2 separate regions of the Homo sapiens genome follow, and region 1 is linked to region 2. A link is a loop called in an ENCODE intact Hi-C map of the cell type or tissue named here. Cell type or tissue: PC-9. All regions are shown on one strand. Each heading gives the region's core, and the rest is flanking DNA. Links, peaks and the distances in the headings are about the cores only.

Region 1 (10,329 bases), core at 1,115-9,114, 80 kb after region 2:
CCTGGGCTCAAGTGATCCTCCCACCTCAGCCTCACAAAGTGCTGGGAATACAGGCATGAGCCACTGTGCCCAGCTTTCAGTCAGAGTGATTAAAAAATAATGGCAACAGCCCGATGGTCTCCCTCTCCCCATGGTCTCCCTCTCCCCATGGTCTCCCTCTCCCTCTCTTTCCACAGTCTCCCTCTCATGCCGAGCCGAAGCCGGACTATACTGCTGCCATCTCGGCTCACTGCAACCTCCCTGCCTGATTCTCCTGCCTCAGCCTGCGGAGTGCCTGCAATTGCAGGTGCGCGCTGCCACGCCTGACTGGTTTTCGTATTTTTTTGGTGGAGACGGGGTTTCGCTGTGTTGGCCGGGCTGGTCTCCAGCTCCTAACCGCGAGTGATCCGCCAGCCTCGGCCTCCCGAGGTGCCGGGATTGCAGACGGAGTCTGGTTCACTCAGTGCTCAATGGCGCCCAGGCTGGAGAGCAGTGGCGTGATCTCGGCTCGCTACAACCTCCACCTCCCAGCCGCCTGCCTTGGCCTCCCAAAGTGCCGAGATTGCAGCCTCTGCCCGGCCGCCACCCCGTCTGGGAAGTAAGGAGCGTCTCTGCCTGGCCGCCCATCGTCTGGGATGTGAGGAGCCCCTCTGCCTGGCTGCCCAGTCTGGAAAGTGAGGAGCGTCTCTGCCCGGCCGCCATCCCATCTGGGAAGTGAGGAGCGCCTCTTCCCGGCCGCCATCACATCTAGGAAGTGAGGAGCATCTCTGCCCGGCCGCCCATCGTCTGGGATGTGGGGAGCGCCTCTGCCCTGTCGCCCCGTCTGGGATGTGAGGAGCGCCTCTGCCCGGCCGCCACCCCGTCTGGGAGGTGAGGAGCGTCTCTGCCCGGCCGCCCCGTCTGAGAAGTGAGGAGACCCTCCGCCCGGCGGCCGCCCCGTATGAGAAGTGAGGAGCCTCTCCGCCCGGCAGCCACCCCGTCTGAGAAGTGAGGAGCCTCTCCGCCCGGCAGCCGCCCCGTCTGGGAAGTGAGGAGCGTCTCCGCCCGGCAGCTACCCCGTCCGGGAGGGAGGTGGGGGGGGTCAGCCCCCTGCCCGGCCAGCCGCCCCGTCCGGGAGGGAGGTGGGGGGGTCAGCCCCCCGCCCGGCCAGCCGCCCCGTCCGGGAGGTGAGGGGCGCCTCTGCCCGGCCGCCCCTACTGGGAAGTGAGGAGCCCCTCTGCCCGGCCACCACCCCGTCTGGGAGGTGTACCCAACAGCTCATTGAGAACGGGCCAGGATGACAATGGCGGCTTTGTGGAATAGAATGGGGGGAAAGGTGGGGAAAAGATTGAGAAATCGGATGGTTGCCGTGTCTGTGTAGAAAGAAGTAGACATGGGAGACTTTTCATTTTGTTCTGTACCAAGAAAAATTCTTCTGCCTTGGGATCCTGTTGATCTGTGACCTTACCCCCAACCCTGTGCTCTCTGAAACATGTGCTGTGTCCACTCAGAGTTAAATGGATTAAGGGCGGTGCAAGATGTGCTTTGTAAAACAGATGCTTGAAGTCAGCATGCTCATTAAGAGTCATCACCACTCCCTAATCTCAAGTACCCAGGGACACAAACGCTGCGGAAGGCCGCAGGGTCCTCTGCCTAGGAAAACCAGAGACCTTTGTTCACTTGTTTATCTGCTGACCTTCCCTCCACTATTGTCCTATGACCCTGCCAAATCCCCCTCTGTGAGAAACACCCAAGAATGATCAATAAAAAAAAAAATAATAATAATAATGGCAACAGTGACAACAATGTATACCTCCATAGAGGCATATTCTGGTAAAAATCTAGAACTCCAAGAATCAAAAGTAATAACCTTAGAGTCTGTTGGATATAGAGATAATATTAGTCTAAAAGGAAAAATATCAGCCCGGCTTCACATTTCTCATCAAAAACCTGAAGCTAGAGAAAATAAAGTAAAATTCACAGACTACGGAAAGAACAAACAGTGCTACCCAAGTATCTTTACCCAGTTGATCTATTGTTTGTCTATCAGAGTAAAAGAAAGGTCTATGAGGATCTACAAAGATTCAGAGATCACAGAAGTGCCACCTTGATGATACAGACAACAACTGAATCAGAACTTCAGTAAGGAGGGCCAGCACACTAATTTACTGTTAGGTAAAAATGAATCTGACTGTGTTCCAGAACCCCTTGTGTGTGCATTCAAGATAAAATTAGTAAAGATGAATACATAAAAATGAATTGATAAAGATTAATACCATGAATAGAGATAAAACCCAATTATTGGATCTTTTATCAAGATGCAATAACTAAAAAGAATAGTAACTCCAATGACTGGGGGCAATAGAGGTGACTACAAGAGTGGACATGCTCATCTGTTAAGTTTGGATCTAGAAGTTCAATACAGTCCATTGGGAACACAATCTGGCAGTACCTATTAAAAAGTATTTATTTGTTTCTATTTTCTTTTATTTTTGAGATAGGGTCTTGCTCTGTCACCCAGGCTGGAGTGCAGTGGCATGATCTCGGCTCACTGAAACCTCCGCCTCCCAGATTCAAGAAATTCTCATGCCTCAGCCTCCCGCATAGCTGGAATTACAGGCATGCACCACCATGCCCAGCTAATTTTTGTATTTTTATTAGAGTTGGGGCTTTGCCATGTTGACCAGGCTGGTCTCGAACTCCTGGCCAGAAGTGATCCACCCACCTCGGCCTCCCAAAGTGCTGACATTACAGGCCTGAGCCATGGCATCCAGCCTAAAATTTAAAGTCTGCATTCCTTTGCTCCTCTAATCTCACTGCTGCTAGTTCTTGGAAATAAGGGCACCAGTACATAGGAACTTGCATACAAGGATTTTTACTGCAGCACTTTTTGTAGAGACAAAAAACTAAAAGTATATACCCTTCAAGAAGTAACTATTGACTAAGTTATGGTATATCCACCTCATTGAATATTAAGCAACACAGAATATTAGCTACTTAATAGAATGAGTGAACTCTCTATCAATTGACTTGGAGAGATGTCCACTGTGTGTTTTTACCAAGAAAGGGAAATGCAGATAAATTTATAGTATTTTATTTGGTAAAACAGTGAGGAGAAAATCCCTATGTATATATGTTTGTTTAGAGAGTAGGGAGAAGGTATGTGAAGATACACACTGGGTTTGTTAACATTTCTAGGAGTAGGGGAATGGGGTTAGAAGGAAGAGGACAGGAGAGGTAAGTAAGATTGGGGACATAAGCAGGGCAGGGGAAATGAGCAGTAATCCAGTATTCTTCATAAGCAAAGCACCTGTTAGAGTGGGCTGATGCTTTGCAAATAAAACTTTAAATTTGTGAAAACTAGCATTTTTTTTGTAGTTTTTATGGTTGTTTTCTAATTATAGAGCTCTGGCAGAATGGATGTTTTACCTAAATTAGGGATGCATGCTGTATTATTCAAGTTTAGCAATGCAAATTTTCTTCTGTAGGAAATTTAACGAACAGAATATTTTAATATGGGTACTGAAACAATGCCAAACCAGCAGTTCTTTTGCAACCTGGCAGTCTGCCTGTTGGTCATTATTTGCCATTCTTTCCCAAACAAATATCTCTGAAGAAATGGCATTCCAAAGCCAGAGGTAGATAATCTTTAAGATTTATATACTTTTGGTTCACATAAGCTCACTATCGTGAAAATAATGGTATATGTGGGCAAATGTATGGAAATTGACAGTCCACTTTTACATATTAATAATAGAAAGGCTTGGACTTTTTAAGCATAAAAATTGCCTACATTTCAGAGCTTGCAGTGAGCCGAGATCGTGCCACTGCGCTCCAGCCTGGGAGACAGAGCGAGACTCCACGTCAAAAAAAAAAAAAAAATTGCGTATATTCTTTATTTCCAGCGGAGTCCTTTCATTGATTTGTATTAATTTTTCATATTCAAAGTTAGGAAAATTAACTTTTAGAAAGTCATTTACTACTAAAAATAATGAAACTCTTTTAAGTAGTAAAATAGAGTATACTGATTTTTGCTTAAAAAAGAAATTTCTTGGCCCTGTTGCTGGCCACCTGGCTCTCTGTCCTTAAACCAAATCCATCCCTCAGAGGCCACTAGCCAGCAAAGGCCAGATGCAGACCCTCCCAGTTTAATCAGAACAGTTGCCAAAATCTTGTTCATTTCCAACCTGATCTTTTATTACTCTGTCTCTGACTTGGACAGTGTGGTCTCCTTACCCCACACTTCCATTCCAATTCCGCATCCCTTCCCAAAATTCTGATTCTGCTTAAGACCATCTACATGTGCTGTTTGTACTTGGCTTCCAGGGTGCAGTTTGACTTTCCAGTCTCTCAAATATTTTTGATCTGGACTGTTTCCATCTCTTTTGCAGGGTGCTTAGTCGTGCTGACAGAAAGTTACATGGGATATAAAAATGTAATCTCAGGGTTGCTTGAAAAGTGTTGAATTGAAATGAAGCCTAAGCTGAGTGATTTTCAAGGTTAAAGGTCCTATTAGAGCCATTATATGGAAGTACTGCCAAGCAGATGGTTAAGTTGGTTACTCAGTGTTTCTTTAGTCTGTGGGACTTGAGGCGCAGTGCCAAACCCTGCAGCTCAGATCTCTTTCAGGCTTTCCCTGTGTACCCTGGTGACTCATTGTTTTTTTAAAGATGCAAATAATGTTAGCGAACTGTCTAATTCAACTCTTCCCCCTTGGACCCATGAGACAGTTTTCTGCAGATAGCATATTTTGCTCATGATATATCAATTTTATTATTGTAAATCAGAGTGTTCTCAACTTCTCTAAGTGTTGGTGGCCATTCTTGTTTGTGCCAAATTAGCAGGGTCTAAGCTTCTGTCTCTATTTCCAAGGTTACCGTCCTGCCAATCATCTTTTGCTCTCATCACTTTTTTTTAATGCTTCTTTGCTTTCCTAATAACCATGTATTCCAAATGTAGGTACAGACCTCTCCCTTGACTCCCCCAAAACATAGTGAGAGCAGACTTAGTGTGTTAGTTAGGACTCTTGGTTGCAAGAGACAAAAATTCTATTCAAACTGGTTTTAAAGAACAACAACAATGACAAAAAAGAGAATGTATTGGCTAAGGTAATGAAAGATCCAGGGAATATATGTAGTTTGAGGCTCGGTTGGATTCTAGGGCTCAAACAGTAAGATAAGAAATTACTCCATTACTCAGAGTAATGGAGTTTGAAAAAGAAAATAGAAAAGAAACAGAAAGTGGCTTCTCTTCATCTCTTTCTCCTGCTTTCTTCTGTTTTGGCTTCATTCTTATGCAGGCTTTCCTGAGTGGTAGCAGAGAAAGCACTGGAATCCCCAGGCTTATGTTCCTAGCACTTTAGCAAGCCCAACAGAAAGAAGAAGCATTTCTTTTCCAATCAGTTAAGAAGACATCCTCATGTTGGGTCTTTGGCAATTTGGCTTGGGTTCCTAGCTTTTTTTTTTTTTTTTTTTAATGGAGTCTCACTCTGTCACCCAGGCTGGAGTGCAGCAGTGTGATCTCTATAGAATGAATAAGACTTAGTATTTGTTTTTTGTTTTGTTTTGTTTTGTTTTTTTTGAGACGGAGTCTTGCTCTGTCGCCCAGGCTGGAGTGCAATGGCACGATCTCGGCTCACTGCAACCTCCGCCTCCTGGGTTCAAGTGATTCTCCAGCCTCAGCCTCCTGAGTAGCTGGGATTACAGGTGTGTGCCACCACGCCCAGCTAATGTTTGTTTGTTTTTTTAATAGAGACGGGGTTTTGCCACGTTGGCCAGGCTGGTCTCGAACTATAATTTTTTGTTGTTTGTTTGCTTGAGACAGAGTCTCACCCTGCCACCAAGCTGGAGTGCAGTGGCAGGATCTCGGCTTACCGCAACCTCCAACTCCCTGGTTCAAGTGATTCTCCAGCCTCAGCCTCCCGAGTAGCTGGGATTACAGACACGTGCCACCATGCCCAGCTAATTTTTGTTAGAGACGGGGTTTCGCCATGTTGGCCAGGCTGGTCTTGAACTCCTGACCTTCGGTGATTCACCTGCCTTGGCCTCCTAAAGTGCTAGGATTACAGGCGTGAGTCATCATGCCTGGCCTCCTGGCTTATTTCTTAAATAATCATGGTGACAAGTGCTCTTGGAGGTTGGAGTGAGGGTGGAGGGGTTAGAAATGAGGAATCAAACCCACTCAGAGTACATGAATGAGAATGGGGGAGGAGTTGCTCCTGAAGGAAAAACAGCTTTATGCTTCCAGAGAGAAAATGAATGCTGAGAAGTTTTTTTGTTTGTTTGGTTTTTGTTTTTTGTTTTTTAAAGAGGCAGATGCTCACTGCACTTGGACTTTAGCAAAGAAAATTACTTTTCAGAAAAGGAAAAAGAATCCCCCTTAAAATGAAAGCATGTTGATATTCTGGCTCCTAGATCCATCTGTGCAGGGGCCTGCTCTTCCAGCTGTCACCCTCCTTAGGCCTCTGGTGCTAGGAGCATCTTTGAAATCATAGATGACAGATGGGGATTCTCTGACCTGGAGCCCTACCCAGGCTGCAGGCCCTCAACTATAGCCTTTTTTTTTTTTTTTTCCTAGAAAGAGGAAATCCTTCCTGCCTGCTTCTTCTCTCTTCTTCCAACATCATAATCCTCTTTCTGCAGTGCCTCAACTCTGCTCAGAGGAAGATAAAGCTTCGCATCATTCTTCAGAGCTGTTTACCTTCAATTGTCTCAAACTCTTCTGTCTGTAATAGTTTTGGAGCTTTAATTTTGTATGCTAAAAGGGCCTATTAAAATGTTTTTATCCAAAGAAAAGTGCACTCTCAAGCCTTAACTGAGAACTACCTTTGCCTCTACATGAGGAGAGGATTACTTATGTCAGTTTGGACTACTGTCTACATATAACAGAAAAAAACCAGTATCATCGCTTAAACAAAGTAGACATTTATTTCTCTCTCTCGCTCAGTAAAAGAATTCTAGAAATAGGCACTCCAGAGCTGGTTTAGTGGCTCCAAGGTCATCAGGGACCAGAGAGTTCTATTTTGCTACTCTGCTCAGGTTACCGATTGCTGGCGACAGGAAGGGACAAAGAGGAAGGGGTGGAAAAGAGGCTTCTGCTTTCTTTTAACAACTTCCCAAGGGTTCTAGACCACCGTTATGCTTGTATCTCCTTGGCCAAATGCAGTTTCACATCTAGCAGCATATGGCCGTGAGACAGACAAGGACATGTAGGCTTTTAAATGAGGCCTTTAACTGAGAGGAGGGAGGAGATTGGACATTGGAGAGGGCAGCTCCCAGTGATGGTGTCTGTCATATTGTTGACTTGCCAGTCAAGGGCTCTGTAATACTGACTGGCCTGGAACCCACTGTGCTGCTTTGATCTTGGAGGACCAGGATGCCTTTTCACTACCCTCTTTGCTGCTCTCAAGCCCTTATTTCAGCTGATATTTTGGTAGTCTATCTATGGCTCCTAAGATTTAGTCAATATAATTTTAGGATCATATCAGAAAATAGATTCAGGCAGTATGTATGAGAGCTCTGAAAAAATAGGTTTCAGTAATTTTAAGCAGTTGCTCATAGTTCCTATGTAAAGCTAAGAGGAAGGCATGTAAAAGTCATAGAAAAGTTTTCATTTGGAATATACTGTAAATATTGAACACCCAGACAGAAAATGGTTATAAAAGGGCAACATGAAGGAACCTGTGGTAATTAAATGTTCTGTGTCTTGACTGCATTGATTTCAATATCTTGGTTGTGATACTGTTTTGCAAGATGTTACCATTGCGGAAAACTGGGTAAAGTATATACCAAGTTTCTATTTTGAGAAAATTCATATCCAGTTGTAGGAAGATCTCTCTTCTACAATTTTCTCAAAATAGAAAGTTTAATTTTACAAAAAGTGAACGGCATATATTTTTTAAATATATGAGTCTGCTGTGTTGCCAGGCTGGAATGCAGTGGCTATTCACAGGCTGGACCATAGCTCACTGAAGCCTTGGACTCCTGGGCTCAAGTGATTCCCCTGAGTAGCTGGGACAGGAGTGTGCCACTCCATCAGCTAACAGCATTTTATTGTATTTAAATTATATCTCAATGAAGTTTTTTTTTATTTTAATTTTTTTTGAAGATGAAACCTTGGCCAGGCGTGGTGGCTCACGTATGTAATCCCAGCACTTTGGGAGGCCAAGGCGGGTGGATCACCTGAGGTCAGGAGTTCGAGACCAGCCTGGCCAACATGGTAAAACCCTGTTTCTCCTAAAACTACAAAAACTAGCTGGGCATGGTGGTGGGTGCCTGTAAGCCTGTAATCCCAGCTACTTGGGAGGCGGAGGCATGAGAATTGCTTGAACCCAGGAGGCAGAGGTTTCAGTGAGCTAAGATCATGCCACTGCTTTCCAGCCTGGGCGACAGAGCGAGACTCTGTCTCAAAAAAAAAAAAAAAGATGAAATATTGCCGTCCCCCAGGCTAAAGTGCAGGGGTACAGTCATAGCGTAAGTGCTCAGTCTCGGACTACAATCATGTGCCATCACTCCCAGCTAATCAAGTTTTTTAAAAAGTCAATTGCATTTTGAATTTGGGCATTTAATAATGGTATTTTGGTTTGCAGTTTCAACTGTTATCATCAATTGTTTTTCTCTCAACTACTCAAGAAACAAGAAGAGGAAAAGTCCATTGACTTCTCAATAGGGTCTAGATTTTTTAAAAAACTTTTTATTCTAACTACTTGAAACTGCACCCAACTTCAATAATTACCATCCTTTTGCCTTATTTTATCTATTTGCCCTGTAATTCCCCCCAACGGATCATTTTAAAGCAAATCCCAGATATCCTGTTATTTTACCAACAAATAAGGATAATTTTTAAACTGGGTAATCCCATGCAAGAGGAACAAAAAAGATACAATTCCATAAATTCAAGTTAATGAAACTAGCAATTACCAAATGATAAAAATTTATGTCAGTGATTCCTGGAGATAGGAAAGTAAGGAGATGGGTAGACACAGAGAAGGGGCTACTAAACAAGGACACAGAGAGTATGGCAGGCAGAATAATGTCCTCCAAAGATGTCCACGTCCTAATCCCTGGAATCTCTGAATGTGTTAATAGCAAAGGGGAATTAAGATTGAAGATGGAATTAAAGTTGCTAATCAGCTGATTTTAAGATAGGGAGAAGACCATGGGATCATGAATTATCCAGGAGGGCCCAATATAATCACAGGGGTTCTTAAAAGTGAAAGAAGACCAGAAGGAGTGAATCAGAGGGAGGTGGAATGATGGAAAAGCTCAGAGATACAACGTCAGAAGGAATCACTTGTCATTGCTGCTTGGAAGATGGGGGAAGGGGAGCATGAGCTGAGGAAGTAGACGGCCTCTGAAAGCTGGAAAAAACAAGGATACTGATTGTTCCTTATAGCCTTCACTAGGGAGCACAGCCTTGCCAACACCTTGATTTTAGCCCAGTGAGATCTGTGTTGGGCTGCTAACCTACAGAACTGTGAGAACTTGTTTGTTTGTTTTTTGAGAGAGTCTTACTGTGTTGCCCAGGGTGGAGTGCAGTGGTGCAATCTTGGCTCACTGCAACCTCTGCCTCCCAGGTTCAAGCGATTCTCCTACCTCAGCCTCCCAAGTAGCAGGGATTACAGGTATGTGCCACCATGCCCGGCTAATTTTTTATATTTTTTGTAGAGATGGGATTTTGCCATGTTGGCCAGGCTGGTCTCGAACTCCTGACCTCAAGTAATCTGTCCGCCTTGGCCTCCCAAAGTGCTGGGATTACAGGCATGAGCCACTGCACTTGGCCATACGTTTGTATTGTTTAAGCCATCAAGTCTGTGGTAATTTGTTATAACAGCAATAGAAAACTAATTACAGAGTGAGATTGTATCACTGTTTGGCAGTGCTGTGATGACTAAAAGAAGTAACTCTAAGGGGGAGGTTTCGTTGTGTGAGAAAGGGTTTCTTCAGAGTTCTGAGTCATTTAACCAGAAAACACTGCCATTTCCCAGTTCCATTACAGGACTCCTAAGAAGTGGAGTCCTATGTATGTCAAAAGCTGCAGTTTTAAAGTCATGTTCTTGTACTAAAAATATTACTCAGCAGTATGATGCAAAATTTAAAAATGGAAAAAAGGAATGAACACCCTCTGCTGGTAGCAGATAAAACATACTTGGCTTCCTTGTGTATTCTGGAAATAGTTAGGTCTACCCAGGTGGGGCCTCTGGAGAGTGCCACACAACTGGGGACTTAGGAGGTACATGAAGACCAGCCAGCACAGAGTTATGGGGCCAAACTTAGCTGATGAGTTTACCAGTGAGTGATTGGAGAGGTGCTTCTTTGTATTTCTTTGGGTTGGTTTGTTCATCATTGTTTTTAACAAAACAACTTCTTTTAA
Region 2 (8,000 bases), core at 1-8,000:
GCCATTCTCCTGCCTCAGCCTCCCAAGTAGCTGGGATTACAGGAATGCACCACCACACCCGGCTAATTTTTTTGTATTTAGGAGAGACAGGGTTTCACCATGTTGGCCAGGCTGGTCTCGAACTTCTGACCTCAGGTGATCCACCCACCTTGGCCTCCCAGAGTGCTGGGATTACAGGTGTGAACCACCGTGCCCGGCCCACACCAAAGTTTTTGGGAAGCATCGATCTAACCAAGGAAACTCTTAAATGTGTATGTTGTAAGATTTTAAGAGTTAATGTTCTAGCAGTGAGCCAGGAAAACTTTTAATATCCTCAAATATGTTTACTTTCCAGCCATGCTATATAGAACTGTAATCTTTGATGGGTAAAGATCTGAATTGTACCTGTGTTATTCTAAACACCATAATTCTAGACATGCAGACATCAAAAAGCAGATGTAGGTGACCGTGCGGACCAGCGCATACCTTCAGAAGTACGTTTTGTTTTTGTTTTTGGTTTTTTTTTTTTTTGAGACAGGGTCTGGCCCTGTCGCCCAGGCTGGAGTGCACTGGCACCGTCTTGGCTCACTGCAGCCTTGACCTCCCAGGCTCAAGTCCTCCCACCTCAGCCTCCTGAGGAGCTGGGACTACAGGTACGTTCCACCACACCTAGCTAATTTTTTGGTATTTTTTGTAGAGGCAGGGTCTCACCATGTGGCCCAGGCTAGTCTTGAACTCATGCACTCAAGCAATCCGCCCACCTCGGCTTCCCAAAGTGCTGGGATTACAGGTCCGCTAGGCCAGAAGTGGGTATTTTTATCAAAATTCTCAAGTACTCCTTTTCTTGATCTCTTCTGAAAACAAGTACAGCATAATTTGGAGGCACATGTAAAAAGTTTACTACATCAAAGCCAGGCGCGGTGGCTCATGCCTGTAATCCCAGCTCTTTGGGAGGCCGAGGCGGGTGGATCATGAGGTCAGGAGATCGAGACCATCCTGGCTAACATGGTGAAACCCCGTCTCTACTAAAAAATACAAAACAGTAGCCAGGCGTGGCGGCGGGTGCGTGTAGTCCCAGCTACTCGGGAGGCTGAGGCAGGAGAATGGCATGAACCCGGGAGGCGGCTGAGATTGCGCCACTGCACTCCAGCCTGGGTGACAGAGCAAGACTCCATCTCAAAAAAAAAAAAAGTTTATTACATCAAGATGCATGCAATACACTATCTTAAGTCATAGGAGACTTCTTTGTGTGTAATGCAATACACAGGTTAAAAAAAAACAGTGGATTCGGTTTCCTTTAAATGTAGTGCTAATTATTGGTAGAAACTTTTTGAGTTGGTATGTTTTCTTTAGGACAAGTCTTTTCCTCTGGTAGGCAAGAACCACCAGGAGAAAACTACAAGCCATGTGAGGAATAGAGTTAATAAAGAGCAGTGTTCATGGCTCATTTATCTGTATTTACTTAAAACTTTCCTTAAATAATTCTGGGTTAGGAAAAAAGCCCCACAAAATAAAATGAAATATAACAGTTAAATGAGAACTCAATTTTATTTACATCTATTTATTTCCATTCAGTGTATCACATCTTCAGGATAGGTGATAACAGTGTGAAGGGTGTGCTCATTTTCTTCAGCTGTGAGTAGAGGAGTCTTCCCGAGAGTAGCAGTTGTTGATCCAAATGATTGAAGCCTTCAGGTAAGGGAATAACTGCTGCAGGAATTCTTTCTTGAAGAATTTAAGCTGTTTGGTAGGAATTCTGTAACTACATACCTTTGAAACACTATTCACATTCAAATAAACGCTTGTTTTCTAGCCAGGCACAGGCTCAATTAGTTTTTCAAACTCTAGCCAAGGCAGTATTTCATTTGGGAAATCATGCAACAGAACTGCTCAATTCTTAACTTCTCCTGCTGTTAACATTTACACTTAGACTGCCAGCAACAGTTAACTTAAATTTTGGTCTCAAGGGAACAAAAAAAAATTGCATTCAGAATTTAATATAGTATTTTAAAACTAATTTTAGCCTGTAAGTCATTATGAGCAATAGTAACTTTTGTACCTCCTCATCTTGTCTGATAATATATTCTATATGCTGTCAATCTGATTATATAGTCTATATGCTAGAAGTTGCTGATTTTCATTCTGCCACCAAGAAAACTGTACTTTTATTTATGGGAAAAGGATTTAAATACTCCTAGATACTTAAAATTTTTTTAATCTAAAAGTTGATTTTCTCCCAAGAACAATTTTGTTTGCTTTCTACAAAGTTTTAAGTTTAATAAAATGCCGGTAATCACCACTGTTTTCCTCCCCAAAATAAATGCTCTGATCCATATTATATTAGAGTGATACTGTCACTTAGTATTGATATCTTTAATATTTTTTACATCATGAGACATTGTTATGATCTTACCTGATTGTTATCTCAAGGTGAGCTAATCATCTTTATTTGCCTTAAAAAATACTGTACTGGCTGGATATTTAATCTTGTTAGTTTAGTTATACACTTGTTTTAGTCGAGTTTAATTCAAAAGGACTCTTAACAGTATGGTGTAAAACTCAGATTTTCTAGTCCAGACAAATTGCTCTCTATAACGATTTGGCAGATCAATGGAGACATCCGTTTTAACTTTACTGTTCTGTACTTACTATGTAGTCATGTGCAGCTTATCAACACAAAGAATACGGATGAGGGCATTTAAATGGACTACAAGTGACTCTGACTTGTAAACTAGGGAAGCCTCTTGTGTTTGACCTTAAAGGCCAGAGAAAAACTGAAGATAGATTGACTTAACTATTGCCAAGCAGATTATGGGTTACTTTATACTTCCTTTCATTCTCCCAGAATTGCTCTTAGAGCTAGGTGTCGTCATTAGCATGTTGTTGCTAATGATACAAACAAGAACATACATGTAATCAGAGGTGGACAAATCTTCAGAAGTTCCTTAAACTGGTTTAAAAAAGAAGATTGGGAAAGAAGACTAAATCAACATGTTTCTCCGCTTTGAAGATAAAACCAGAAATGGTTTCCATTGTAGCATCTTGACAATAGACAAATATGTAAAGTTTATAGCAGATAAGACAGTATTACTAGTTTTTCAGGGAATTGAGAGTTACAGGTTACTCTGTGTGTGTGTGTGTGTGTGTGTGTGTGTGTGTGTGTGTGTAAATTTCCCGATTTATCACTAGAGTGAGTAACTAACTAACTAACTGCTTTATAAAGCTATCCTGGTATTCATATGCCATATACTACGGAAACAACCAGGCCAATCTCCATTCGATTTCATTTCTCACTTTGTTCACTTGCATATTAATCACGTATTTCCTAAAGTATTATTTAGTAGACCACACCAGCACAATGGTTCCTCCAGCTTTTGGCAGGTGGTCTTACTGTACAGAAGTTATAAATGACACATACAACCTTCCCCTGCTCCCTCCCCATGAGCATGATGCATGTTGTAGTCAGACAGTAACATTTCCATATGTACATGTGCACAAATACATTAAAAACATTTCAGAATTATATAAAATTGTACATTACAGGAAGTAGAACCATAAAGATTATCCTAAATGTAACTACAGAGAAAATGCGTGCAGGGAGAGCCCAGTAAAGTACACAGCCTGTGGGGTATATAATTTTATTTTAAGTTTATATTTCCTGCAGGATAGCAACATACATCTTTTCCTACCCAGAGGCAAAATACATTTTCCAAAAACGTGGACACTGCCCACTGCATTAAGTTTAAAGTGCTCCCTATATATATAGACAGTAAAAGTAAGCAAAGAAACTTACAACACATTCCAATCTTTAATATCTCAAAAATGTTTCCAAGGCAACATTATTAAAATAATTATACCACAGTCCCTAATATAACATCAAGCTCCAGTAGGAAGGTACAGAGAGGGCAGGAAGTTTCCATCCAGTCTGGTTTAGGTGCTCTTCTTTTCTTCACCCAGTAAATTCACGGTAGCTTTCTTCGCTGTTTGTTTGTTAGGAGGGAAAGAAAAATATATCAAAGCTCTTTCTTTGGAATGCAAGCTTGCAAGCTTTGTGCCTAATGTAGCTACTAGATAACAAAACTTGGATGACTCATGTTCAGGTGCGATCATGTTGGGGTTTGTGGTCTGGGCTAAGAGGGTTTCCAGGAAATGGAGAAGGTACCTCTTAGAGCACAAATCCTAAATACTTGAGCAAAATACTTGAAGGTCATCTAGCCTAGCCCCTTGTTGTGACAGTGTCACCGAAACTGTCTGCCCTCTATTCTCCTTTAAGCATTGAAAGAAGCAGAGATTCCTTAAGAGTAGTGTTCAAATTCTATTTGTATCTGTGTGCTTGCCTGTAAGATTTCACTTATCAATATATTATCAATCTGATGACAACTAGGTCATCATATTTATCCCATGGCGACAAATCAGAGAAGTCCTCATTCCCAGCACTAGAAATACAGTCATCCCTTGATATATGTGTTTGGGGGGGGGGGCTGGGGGGGCGGTGGGGGAGAGGAGATTAGTTCCAGGAACCCTACAGATACCAAAATCTGTGAGTGCTCAAGCCCTTAAATAGAATGGCATACATAGTATTTCCATATAACCTATGTGCTTTCATATACTTTATTTATTTACTTATTTATTTTTTGAGACGGAGTCTCGCTCTGTCACCCAGCCTGGAGTGCAGTGGCGCGATCTCGGCTCACTACAGGCTCTGCCTCCCGGGTTCATGCCATTCTCCTGCCTCAGCCTCCCGAGTAGCTGGGACTACATGCACTCACCACCACGCCCAGCTAATTTTTTTTTGTATTTTTAGTAGAGATGGGGTTTCACTGTGTTAGCCAGGATGGTCTCAATTTCCTGACCTCGTGATCTGCCCGCCTTGGCCTCCCAAAGTGCTGGGATTACAGACGTAAGCCACCATGCCCGGCCTCTTCCATATACTTTAAATTCGGCCAGGCATAATGACTCATGCCTGTAATCGCAGCACTTTGGGAGGCTGAGGTGGGAAGATCGCTTGAAGCCAGGAATTTGAGACCAGCCTGGCCAATATGAATGGTGAGACCCCCACCCCCCACCTCTATTTTAAAAAAATTTTAAAAGCCCATCTCTAGTTAAAGTACCTAATGCAACATGAATGCTATATAAATTGTTGTTATACTAAATTGTTTTTAAAATCTGTATTTATACTCTTATTGTGCCACCATTCTCTCCTATGATGAGAAGAGTTTGCTCTAAGTCTTTGAGTTGGTGACAAGACACTACATTCATCAAGAAAACATTCTGTCCAGGTGTGGTGGCTCATGTCTATAATCCCAGAGCTTTGAGAGGCTGAGGTAGGAGTATTCCTTGAAGCCAGGAGTTTGAGATCACCCTGGCCAAAACACAGTGAGAGCCCATCTCTATAGAAAAAAAAGAAAAATATATTTTCTTACTTCTGCAGGAGACCAAGCCTTCCACTTTCTAATTACCAAGTGGCAGGGAATGTGCTATGAGAACCAGTACAGTGTGTAAGATGGAGGGGAAAGGGGTTGTCTAGAAGCCTCCAGGGCCCACTGTGAGATTTTACAATCTGCAGCTGTTCTTGATGGAGCCAGAGCCTTAGTGATGAGAGCCAAGGAGTCCCTTCTTGTCCACCAGCTGCCTGATAGTTGCTCTCCCTTTGCTCAGTTAAAATTACTGAACCAAGTTCACAGCAAAGGAGAAAATGTAGTCCTTCCCTTAACTAACCCTTTGTAGAAATTCCTAGTTAATCCAAAAGCTTTGAGAAAAGTCTAAAATGTGGCAGCATGTAAATTCCTCCTAACTTATTTTAATTCTCTTGCCCCTATTTAGGAATGTGTCATAACAAAGTAAGATTGGATTTTAAGTATTGATATCTAAGAGAACCAAGAGGCTAAGAAATGTGGGTGAAGTAGACAGAAATGACATCACCACAGGTTGCTGATTAGGCTAAGGGAAGGGAGAAGAAAAGAAAGCTCTTAAAAATAAGCTGGTAATCCTGGCTGGGCATGGTGGCTCATGCCTGTAATCCCAGCATTTTGAGAGGCCGAGGTGGGTGGATCACTTGAGGCCAGGAGTTTGAAACCAGCCTGGCCAACATGGCATAACGGTGTCTCTACTAAAAATACAAGTATCAGCTGGGCGTGGTGGCCCACACCTGTAATCACAGCTACTTGGGAGGCTGAGGCAGCAGAATCCCTTGAACCTGGAAGGTGGAGGCTGCAGTGAGCTGAGATCATGCTACTGCACTCCAGCCTGGGCAACAGAGTGAGACTCTGTTTCAAAAAAAAAAAAAAAAAAAAAAAGCTGGCAATCCTAAAGTGGGAGGAGGTTAAGGCTACAAGTTAAAAAATACCTAAAACATATTCAAGTAGACTGGATTTGTATGCCCAAAAATAGGAGTCCAGAGAAGAGAGGTCTGTGAGGGAGAAATGGGGAACATACCACTTCTGGGGCATCAGTGCTGCTGGAGAACTGTCTTGGGATTTTACTTCCCCATGGTCAGGCAACCTCACAACTCCCATGTCTAACTACCACAGAGCTCTAAAACACAAAAACCTTTCTCCAATTTCTAAAATCTGAGTCCCTCTGGAACTCAAGACCCATCACTGGCAAAATCTATATCCTCATCCATTCCTCCGAATGTTTCCTTTACCTTCTTGCTCTTAGAGAAAGCTGGCTGTGCCCTGAGGACACTGCTTTCTCAAGTGGTGGCTGTTTCTTTCCTCTCATGACCCTAGTACAAATGGATCTGGTAGGTGTTGTTTTTGTTCTTCATTGCCACTTTCAGAATCTCATGTCATCAGATTCTATCACTGAGTAGCCTTCCCTTTCCCTGTCATCCCTGACTCTTGGGCTACTTTGCCTTAGTTCTTGAAGATTTTAGCTCCTAACTTAATGTTCCTTTCTAACACTACTCCTATTATTTATTTATTTAGAGACAGGGTCTCACTCTGTCACCCAGGCTGGAATGCAGTGATGCCATCTCAGCTCACTGCAGCCTCAACCTCCAGGCTCAGGTGATCCTCCCATCTCAGCCTCCTGAGTAGCTGGGACTACTGGTACGCATCACCACATCTGGCTAATTTTTGTGTTTTTTTTTTTTTGTAGAGACTGGGTTTCACCATGTTACTCAGGCTGGTCTCAAACACCTGAGCTCAAGCAATCCACCCACCTTGACCTCTGGAAGTGCTGTGATTACAGGTGTGAGCACTGCACCTGACCTACTACTCCTATTTTAATTATTGATGATTTTAATATCCATGTAGACATATGTGATGATCTTCTAATATCCTGACCTCTTAGTTCCTCCCCTCCAATAACCCTTATATTCCACCCTACATATGGCACTGACTCCCAGGATCCCTGTTAGTACCAATACTGCAGTCCCTCCATAATCTTGTATCAAGCATCCCACTCAGCCACCATCACCTTTTATCTTTGTAGTGCACTCCCCACCCTGCTTTTTTGCTCATTGTAGATGATGATGGAGTATTCCCGCTATTATCCTGATTCAGAGTTCTTCCACCACCACTTCCCACCTTACTCAGGTTAAATTCCATTGTCAAGCATTAACCACTCCACAGTCCCACCCTCACTTCATAGTTCTTGCTGGAAATCACAACCTTGACACAACTCTCCACCTACTCTGTAGCTATACCCATGTAGCTGAGTATGGCTGGAGAAAAACATAAACAAGAACTGGTTTCACTATAAATTCATGAACGCAAATCTCAAGCATGCCTTTAACACTGCCTGACAGTCCATTTACTCTCCAACTGTCCTAGAGGGGCCAGCACACTGCAGCCAAACTCGCTTATGTAGTGTCCATGGCTGTTTTCACACTACAATGGCAGAGAAGAGTAGCTGCAACAGAGACATGATAGCCCACGAAATTTAAAACATTTGTTATCTGGCCCTTTACAGAAAAAGATGAGCAGTCCCTCTCCTTCGCAACTATTTCATACCTTCTCTTTCCATTGTCTCCTTCCCCATCCTCTCTCAATTGGCCTTCCTACTTTACTGAGAAA

The links. Hi-C counts contacts between places; a loop is a spot of excess contacts. Peaks named below come from ENCODE experiments on the same cell type or tissue, not always from the same donor. Only the 100,000 strongest peaks of a DNase experiment are listed, where the experiment ranks them.
Region 1: it touches region 2 in a loop (4-fold over the local background); 19 of 110 quality-filtered maps call a loop at or near these places.

What each region holds. Positions count from the first base shown.
Region 1 is chr5:112,954,067-112,964,395 of GRCh38, forward strand. No RefSeq gene overlaps it. Among named protein-coding and RNA genes, the nearest start is that of DCP2, 18 kb to the right of the region's middle. RefSeq lists an enhancer at 5,926-6,220. In PC-9, for the core only: no CTCF peak of the experiment used is centred there; DNase peaks (open chromatin) are centred at 4,575 and 6,045; H3K27ac peaks cover 3,114 bases.
Region 2 is chr5:112,874,877-112,882,876 of GRCh38, forward strand. It overlaps REEP5 (receptor accessory protein 5), which reads right to left. Exons shown (of 5, transcript NM_005669.5): 5 at 1,509-3,959. The coding sequence ends at 3,910. It also overlaps a transcript of SRP19 not described here. Among named protein-coding and RNA genes, the nearest start is that of SRP19, 18 kb to the left of the region's middle. In PC-9, for the core only: no CTCF peak of the experiment used is centred there; a DNase peak (open chromatin) is centred at 4,075; H3K27ac peaks cover 1,053 bases.